Regions from separate parts of the Homo sapiens genome. Here region 2 is linked to region 1. The links are chromatin contacts, found by Hi-C or POLR2A ChIA-PET in ENCODE. All regions are on one chromosome and are shown on one strand. The core of a region is the stretch at or near the end of the contact, and the rest is flanking DNA. Distances in the headings are between cores, read along the strand shown. Region 1 overlaps LINC01317 (long intergenic non-protein coding RNA 1317). Region 2 has its middle 33 kb from the start of MIR548AD.

The links. A loop is a pair of places that touch in the nucleus more often than their neighbours do. ChIA-PET counts read pairs that join two places held with the same protein, here RNA polymerase II (POLR2A). Pooled maps may share reads with other maps.
Region 2: a map of endothelial cell of umbilical vein shows a loop between it and region 1 (7-fold over the local background). The contact joins two enhancer-like sites. A Hi-C loop is called at or near these places in 1 of 168 maps with a recorded cell type or tissue (endothelial cell of umbilical vein) and 1 of 50 pooled maps. POLR2A ChIA-PET finds 5 or more read pairs at or near these places in 2 of 52 experiments (OCI-LY7 and RWPE1).

The regions. Positions count from the first base shown.
Region 1 is chr2:34,102,137-34,106,978 of GRCh38, reverse strand. The region is part of intron 4 of LINC01317 (long intergenic non-protein coding RNA 1317); the gene reads right to left. Among named protein-coding and RNA genes, the nearest start is that of LINC01318, 37 kb to the right of the region's middle. Within about 2 kb of position 2,123, at least 3 of the 41 ENCODE cell types and tissues checked have a DNase peak (open chromatin) inside an H3K27ac peak, as active enhancers do; they include endothelial cell of umbilical vein, where a contact is called at or near this core.
Region 2 is chr2:35,501,518-35,506,359 of GRCh38, reverse strand. No RefSeq gene overlaps it. Among named protein-coding and RNA genes, the nearest start is that of MIR548AD, 33 kb to the right of the region's middle. Within about 2 kb of position 2,864, at least 2 of the 41 ENCODE cell types and tissues checked have a DNase peak (open chromatin) inside an H3K27ac peak, as active enhancers do; they include endothelial cell of umbilical vein, where a contact is called at or near this core.

The DNA.
Region 1 (4,842 bases), core at 874-3,373:
AGGAGTGGAAAACATGTCCACACAAAAACCTGCACATGAGTGTTTATAGCAGTTTGATTTATAATTGTCAAAACTTGGAAGCAACCAAGATGTCTTCAGTAGGTGAATAAACTGTAATATATCCAGAAGGTAAAATATTATGCAATACTAAAATGAAAAGAGCTATCAAGCCATGAAAAGATATACAGGAAACTTAAATGCGTATTACTAAGTGAAAAAAAGCCAATCTGAAAAGACTACATACTGTAGGATTCCAACCTCAGGACATTCTGAAAAGTCAAAACTAAAGAGCCAATTAAAAGACTGGTGGTTGCCAGGGTTTGAGTGGGAAGATGGATACACAGGCAGAACACAGAGAATTTTTAGGGCAATGAAACTACGCTGTATAATACTATAATGGTGGATAATGTCATCATACATTTGTCCAAACCTATAGACTATATGCCAAAAGTGAACCCTAATGTAAACTATGGACTTTGGGTGATAATGATGTGTCAAGGTAGGTTCATAGATTGTAACAAATGCACTACTCCGGTGGAGAATGTTGGTAACAAGAGAGGCTGTGCACGTGTTGGGGAAGGAGGTACATGGGAAATCTCTGTATCTTCTGCTCAATATTACTGTGAACTGCTCTAAAATGAGCAATCTAGTAACAATGAGCATGTCAAGCTATCAGATCTGTGTCTCTAATTACATTTCCTCATAAAAGGAACTAGGGCTTCTTAGAGAAATGGCTGTTTTTAGGAATGTTTAAGATGAGCCTTCATACCAGAAAGCAAGAAAGCAGTGACTATTAGGATTGTGTCCAAAGGGCTCAGAATCCAAAATGAAGAGGATACCCTGGCCATTGTTGAGACAATTTAAGCACAAATAAGAAAAATATTTGCAAGTATTAAAATATATCACATATTTAAGAATTCATGCATTCATCATATCAAATTTTAAACCTCATTGGAAGAAACTGGTATGTGGTCTCATTTGAAAACTAGCAAATAAGAGAAAAGAATCAAGGAGTTTTCCTTTCTTTACTGTATAAACTATATAATCTCAGGGTAATTAGATAGTTGATGATGGAAAACTTCATTATAGAATGAACTATTGCAGCTAGTAAGTAAAAGGAAAAATTGAATTAGAATAGCATCACTTTGTAAACTAATTCAAAAATGGGTCTGGGCATTGATCATCAGAGGCTGTTAATATCTCAAAAAGAGAAACAACCAGAAATATTTTGCCTAATGATGGGTGTGCCCAATAACATTTACAAAACAATCTTTCCAAAGTGATCCAATTTAAATTCTACCAAGCTTTTAGCTCTAACTATCAATTTACAGGAAATAAAGAGAACAGAGGAACACATGAAATGATGTAACAGAAATTCAATTATTCCTAACCCTTTGGAAAACTGCAAACAAATGACTCACTCTCTTTTTTGCAAGAAAAAGAGATGGAGACGTAGGCTATAGATTTTAAAAGATGTGAGAAACACATTAACCGATCTCAATAAATATACCTTCTTTGAATTCTGATTTGAGCCAACAAATTATAAATATATGGGACAATCTGGGAAGTGCGAACATTGACAGGATATTTGATTATACAAAAGAAGTAAGTTAAACTTTTGGTGTCCTAATGGTATTACAAGTTTTCAATGAATTATCCTCTTTTAACTACACATACATCCACACTAAGATATTTTTCAGATGAAGTCATAGCTAGGACTTCTATCCAAATAGCCCAAAGGAAGGGTTAGTGAAAGTGGGGTTGGCTATATATAAAACAAGTCTAACAATGAATCAGACATTGTCGATGCTGAGCAATGGTTACATCATCCTGTAGATTCATTATTTTATTTTTTTCACTTCCACATATATGTTAAAGATATTCCAAAATAAAAAGTCTAAAACAAGTACGTAAGTAAATAATTATACCCTCATCCCACTGCCAGATATTCTGATGTAATTGTTCTGTTAATATCCCGCTTTTGTTCTTTTTTAAGATTGCTAAGGAATTCTAATGAGTAGCAGTAAATGAGAATAATCTCATTGAGCTATACACATAGACAGATATACTCATACCTCATCATAGCATGGGAAGAAACCAGGTAGCCTGTTATCTAGGTGACTGATTGATTTTAGAAGCCACAAATCATAACAGAAATGAGTACAGCTTGCATGTTTATGAGTACAGTACATACACAAATATAAATACGGTAAACATTCCTGCTTAATGGGAAGACTTGCCAAGTGCAATGAACTGTTGTCTGTGGGGTTGCACTTTTGTGCTTGGCTGAGCTGGTTGGAGTACAATGAAATACAGGGGAAATAAGGCTCAGTCATTCAATGACAAGGTGACTGAGGCATTTTCCTGGAGAAAGCATGCAGCAAGCCTGTATCTGGGCCATTTTGGTTATAAATAATTCAACTAAAGAAATCTTCCTCACCTTTCATGGTAACAGTAATTGGTAATATCATATGTGATATTTTAAAGTCCATCTTGATTAAATGCCCGTATATATGAAATTGAGTAACATTTGAGATTTGAAACCACATCATATATCATACCCATGGAAAAAATAAACACATCCTGTTTTTCTTACTGTGCAATTGTAATACATATTAATACTGCTCTCCCTACTAACTGAAACAAATAAAACCCTGAACCTCAACAAACTGCCTTTTCTTAACACTATTATTCAAAATCACTCCAGCAGGTTATAGCACAAGAGCAATTTTTCCAAAAAAAGGCCTAAAATATAATACAGAGAAGACAGTCCTCAAAATATAGACTACCATTATACGTCAGAGTCCTCAGTAAACTAGCTATAAGTTTTTTTCCCCTAAGAAATTATTTCCCTAAATTGTTCTGCTTACAGTATATCTCAGGGAAATAAAATCTTTAAAGTATTTATCAACTATTGCTGACGCATGTTTCAGAGATTGGTTGAGTACTTACCTTTTCTTTAAGGAGAAAATTCCAGAAGGCACAATTTTAATCAAAATCTCACAAGGCGGCACATACCCAGTCAGGATCCAAATGATGGAGTCAGAACATTAATAAAGCTTGGGAACAGTTTCTTTTTAGGAGCTGGAGGTGGTCATTTCATCTCAAAAGGCAGACGGTATTCTGGTCTGACATCCAGCTCAACTAGCACTCATCATTCTCAACCTCAGTGGCCCTAGTTAATAAAAGTATTGATGTGTCCCTGCCTAACCTACAATATTCAAAGCTTCACTTGAAGACTTGAATAGGCTCTTAATTTTTCTCCAAGAACTTCTACAGGGCCCTTTCTTGAAATCTATGTTTTCATAACAAAAGTGAAAATGTGCTGTCAGCAATTTTGTTTTTGAGGGTTCTATACATGAGAGTGCACGTTAAGTAGTGCCAAGGGCCCAGACCTTGTATGTGATAGGCTACATGACTGCCTGTAGACGTTTTATTCTCTTGAACCCCAGCATCTGCATTTGCAAAATAGGATTCAGATTCTCTCTCTTCTAGGAACAGCTAAACATTAAGAAGAGATGTTGTGCACTGTTCCATTTGTAACGAGTGCTCAATCAACGTTTATTCTCCCAATTCACCCACCCCAATTAGAAGAACTCTGCCTAGAACAAATAATTACAACCCTTGTTATTAAATGCCTTGCTAATCTATCTAGCATTCCTCAAAGTGTATTTCAGCAACTTTATTTTCTTGGATTACAATTAGATGTCCACAGAGCCACTGAGGAGGGTAAAAGTAGTGTCTATGGACAAGTTAGCTGAGAAATACCTGTTTTTATGAAGGCTTAGAGTTTTTTAATTGCTAATTTAAATTGTGATCCTTTGGTGGGGTGTAGGTTCAGTGCAAAGCATGCTACCTTTCCCAACATTCTATGCAACAGGAACTGGTATGGTTTGGATCTGTGTCCCCACCAAATCTCATGTCAAATCATAATTCCCTACTGTTGGAGGCGGGGCCTGGTGGGAGGTGATTGGATCATGGGGGTGGAGTTCTCATGAACGGTTTAGCACCACTGCCTTCTTGGTACTATATAGTGATAAAGTTCTCGCGAGATCTGGTTGTTTAAAAATGTGTTAGTACTTCCGCCACCCCCAGTCCTGCACCTGCCATGTAATATGCCTGATCCTGCTTTGCCTTCTGTCATGAGTAAAACTCCCTGAGGCCTCCCCAGAAGCAGATGCTGCCATGCTTCCTGTACACCTTGTGGAACCATGAGCCAATTAAACCTCTTTTCTTTATAAATTAACCAGTCTCGGGTATTTCTTTATAGCAGTGTAAGAATGAACTAATACAGAAACCTTCTTGTCAGTAACTCCTATTAATAACCCAAGGAACTAACAATGTTTTTTGGAAAACAATGTGGCAAGACCAAATGAGTCCTGAGAACTATGGGAAATTATTGTTGTCTCAAAAGATAAGAATGCTTTTTTGGTATTGTTTCTATGCATGGGATTACTCATAAGCACCACGGGAATGAAATACCTTCAGCAACTCACTGCAGAGCTATTGGGTAATTTTATTTTGTTTAGCCTTTGGATGACAAAAAGCAAGTTGTTCACTCTTGTGAACAATACAGTGAATAATTACAGTACTTGCTACTGACAAATGAGCATGATTTCTAAAGGTACAGTGGTCACTTTAGTCAGAAATATAATTATCTAGACAAAAGCGATTTGATGTTTTTATACTTTTAATAGTTTAAAAGCAAGTTTGGGAGAGCTCAAGGTCATGGTAATTCTAATTGTGTATGTGCTGGTTCAGATACATATAAGCAACCATTCTGAAAAGGCAATTTGGTTTAACAAATATCTGCTGCATACTTGCTATATAAAAGGTACTAGT
Region 2 (4,842 bases), core at 1,615-4,114, 1.4 Mb before region 1:
CAGTAAGCATGCAGTGCCCATAAATTATTTGACATCTACTGCCCAAAATTACAACCAAGTATATGCAGCTTTGCTTTAGTGCCCTGATATAAATTCACATGCAAATGCTGTTTGAATTATGAGTGTGATTGATTTTCAGTGATGCCATTTGAGGAGACTAGTGAGTTTATTGTGCTTTTCTGGCCTCCACTGTGAGTATCTCGCTACTCTAGATGACAGCCCTAAATACTCCCAGTTAGACCCATTAAAAAAGACATATACTCACTTTCTATTCAGGACAGCTTGAAAAAAACTGGCCATGTCCTCCGGCCTGTGTCACTGCTATTACCAGCTATATAACCTCTTGACCGAAGTGAAGTTTCTCTCCTGACCAGAAAGGATAAATTTGAGTCGCTCAAGAATCCAAAAGAAGTAGAAGACTCCTATCCCCCTTTATCTACCCCATAAACTTGTGCGCACTGTCTAAAAAAAAAAAAAAGAACTGTAATTTTTTTTCCATAAGAAATAGGGACTTTCTGTTCTATCCCCTTCCACTAAGTTTTGGTATCCAGAAGGTAAGAAGTGACAAATAAAACTTGTTTTGGTTTTATGCCTCTCTAGTAATTCTTTATGGCCTCTGTAATCTCTAAGGCCGTCTTTGGCTAAAGGACTAGACCCTGCTCTTAGACACCAGGAAATCAGTCTTTAGCAGTCTAAAACAGTAGACTAACGATTTTCAAGTTACAGATCCACTAGTGAGCCAATAGGGTCTTCTTAATAGGTCAGGTATTTATTCAGAAACTCAAGGTTTTTTTTTTTTATTTATTATACATAAATAATGAACAATTTCATTCAGATCTATTTGGGGTGAAGAGCAAGGGCTAGTTCTTTTGGATACTAAAAGTTGGTGTGCATAAACCAATATTAGCTCAGTAGTAGAACTTGATGAGAAGGTAACACCGTATTATATTAACATATAAAATTGCAAAGTTGCTCCTACACAGTCATGAATGTAGATGGAATTCTTCTGAATTTTCAAGAATTATCAGTGCTCCATTGACTTAGTTGTGATTGTCGTAAGTCACTAGATTTGCTTCAGAAAGATCAGTTGTGGTTAGCTTATCATTTATCTTTTGCCACTTTGAGAAAGACAGTTCTTGGTTGGTACAGTTGTCCCCTGCATTGCATAAGTTTTGACATTCGTGGAATGACATTCCTGACTTTCCCACAATACCAGACAACATAATGCCCCCAGATCATCCTCAGATTTTCCCAACTCTAGTCTAAATGGGCATGATTGTTCCTGGCTGAAAAATTACTTTTACCAATTAATATCAATATAATTTGTGGGCATCATTTACTTAATTCCAAAATGTGCTCAGATAAGCATATGACCTTTATTTTGTAATAAACATATTTAAAGTTATTAAACATTATACATTTATGAAACTATATTTTATAAATGAAAAAAATTAAATATTCTTTTAATTGTGCTTATACTGAAAACATCATTGATGTTATGCACCCATGACTATGTACTATTCATATAATGTAAAATTTTATTAGGCAGTGTTGTGGATTGAGTTGTGTCCATAGAAAGAAATGTTGAAGTTCTAACCCCTTCCCTCAACCCTTTAGAAATGGGGTTATGGCAGACATAATTCTGTTAGGATGAGATTATACTGGATTAGGATAGATTATATTCCAATATGACTGGTGCCTTTATAAGAAGGTGAGAAAAGATAGGAACACACTGAGATAATGTCACGTGACGACAGAGGCAGAAGTTTCAGTGATGCATCTGCAATGAAAAAAGATGCCAAGGATTCTAGGAAAAGCTAAGAAGAGGCGAGGAAGGATCACCTCCTAGAGCTTTCAGAGACAGCATAGCACTGCTGACTACTTGATTCTAGACTTCTAGCATCCAAACATGTAGAGAATAAATGTATGTTGTCTTAAACCACCCAGTTTATGGTAATTTGTCATTGCAGTCCTATGAACTGATATAGACAGGTTACCTAACTTCTCTATGTTTCCAATTCCTACTCTGTTGAATAGAACAAGTACAGGAGTTCTGAGCAATAATATGTTAATATGAATAAAACATTTAGAATTAATGTATGATACATGACTGTAACATAATTAGAACTGTATGTATTAGCTATATATACTTTAAGTAGGTGCATTAAACAATATTTCATAATTTCTGCTTCTAGGATATTTTATTCATTAAAGCTTGAGGTTGGCAAACTATGACTCATGGGCCAAGTCAAAACTGCCACCTGCTTTTGTAAATTAAGTCTTTTTTTCATTTTGTAATGGAGCCATATCTGTTTATCTATTTTGACATAAGTGATTTATTTATATTACTAGCCACAAGTTTCCTGCAGCTTACTTCTTTTGTTTTTCTATAATTTGGGCTCTATTCCAACTCAAAGCAGGAATGAATAGGGTAGATGAACTGGTGGGTCACTTAGTCCACATAAGTTCTCAATAGTTAAGTGATTAAGGCCAGTGATTCAGATTTATCTTTAGTAGAACTGATGATTAAAATGAGGACTAAAATAATACATTTTATTGTCTCTGCATTTGCTAATAAGGCTTTATGTAATGATGACTCACGAGAGTTTAGTATGCTTCTAACTAGAAACCACATTTTCGTATTGAGAATCATCTTTGTTTAAACATTTTTTCAAGCTATCGATTCTCATATCCAATACTGCCAAATGAATTAAACAAAGCAGTAAAGTAAAAGTAATGACCCCAAACTCAAAAGCTAATTTATAAAGTGAAAATTACAAGCTTTTAAAGCAAGAACATGGGTGATATAATCATTGGATGAGGAGATTTATCTGTGCCAGCTTGCTCAGACTTTTATATGCACTTCCTGAGGAAGGGAACAAGATCCTATTGTCAAAGAGCGGAGAGTCTACCCCTTTGTGACCTTCAGGGGATTGCTAATTTTCATGTTGCTTGTATGGCTAGCTTTTCAGCTCTTACCACGAAATTATTCTTTCTAACCCTAAGGAGAGTGAAAATTCTAGGTTGAGGAGGGCCTAGGTTGAGAGACTACATATATTTAATTTTTTTCCTGTTTCAAAATTCATGGATGAAAGATGGGCCAATTATAAGCAGTGGTTTTCTACTATATATTCATCTCTTCATGAGGCTAATTTATTTTTGTAATAACTAGTTTCGCTCCTTGGAAGGATCTGTTCATGGTGTAAAGAACAGAACATTGCATTAGGGTTTAAGAGGGCTCAACCAACTCCAGATCATCTCAGGTCAGGATAACTGTCAACACTAAATTACTTGGAGATCATTTGGGGTTTCTACATTATATTATATGGGCTAGAGGGTTCTGAGACCTAATTAAAATATCAGTGCTTTCTGAAAAATTATTCAAATTATTGGTAAGGCCTAAGAATCACCTAGCAATGCACCTTATTTGTGAAAAGGTTTGCAGCAGTCATTTAAAACAATTTTAACTCACTTCTAAAGGGTTTTATCCAACTGGGCTTACCTCAAGGTAATTTACTCAATAAACACCAATTGAAGACTTACTAATTAGTAGACACTGTGCTAACTTAGCTTATAGTGAAGAGAAAGAAACAATAAACAAAATAATGTAAATACCATTTTAGAAGGTCTTAAGTACTATGGAAGTGTTATATAATTGCTAAGAGTAGGAAGTGTTATAAAATTGCTAAGATAGGTCAGAGAGTTGGAATTTTAGAAAAGATAATCAGGGAAGGTTTTACTGTGAAGGTAAACAGTTAAACAAAAATTTGATGGACATTTAATCAAACATCATTTGGGGACCATCTGTTTACCCACAACTCCCAAGGACAAATGTGGGCTCTGCCTCTAGCTGAAATGAATCATTGGTAGAAGCAGAACTTCTTTCCGTAGAATGGAAACCCCACATAGAATCCTTTAGCAAAATGAGCTTGTATAAGGATTTGTCATGGAAGACATTAGCAATCATAGCATTCTGACTGTTTTCAAATAATAGAATTAAGGGGGAAAGTTTCTGATCCTAGGAACAGGGACTTCAGCCCCTGCCCCAAGATCTGCAGATACAGCCTCCCCACCTCCAACCATCACACATTTAAGCCACCACAAAATAATACCATCTCAGTTAAAACTACGTGATTTGATTGTTATGTTAATATAGCTTCAAGAGGAGTCTCATAATTTGAACATAACAACATAATGGCAGATGGAGGCTAATGTATTACATTTATGACCAAGTAAATCTAATTTTCACCATGTATTAAAGTAGGAGACCCATATGGGCTAACCCTCAGAATTGCATGGACCATGCAGAAATCAGAGGTAAAGTAGTAAAGAATGTGAAAGTCACTTTGCAGCCATTAGTAAGGCAAGAATAAATATGCTCAGAGAAATATAAAGTTCCATGAAAAGGGAGTAGAGAAAATGAAGACTGGCATAATTCTCTGAGGATATTACAGTTAAGTAGAGGCCAATTAATGTATGTGCAGAAATACTTCTGGAAGCAAAATGACTCTGGATTGAAGGGTAGAATAAAACAAGAAGAACTGGACCAACAGTTCTATCTTAGAACATTCCGAATGTGTGTCATTTTTACACAAGAAACTTAAATGTTATATCATTTTATTTGTTTTGATTAAGCTCTATTGAAGAAACAGAATCAGTATACAGAGTCAATAAAGCTTACTGAAAGGGCGTATGTGCTTCTATGTGTCAGAGGATGCTAAGTTTAAATAATAAATATAGCAATCTTGAAAAACACAATAGAGAATATGTAAATGAATAAACAGTGGGTAAGGATAATGATGCATATATTCCTTTAAGTCTCACAAATAAAACGTGTTTAGC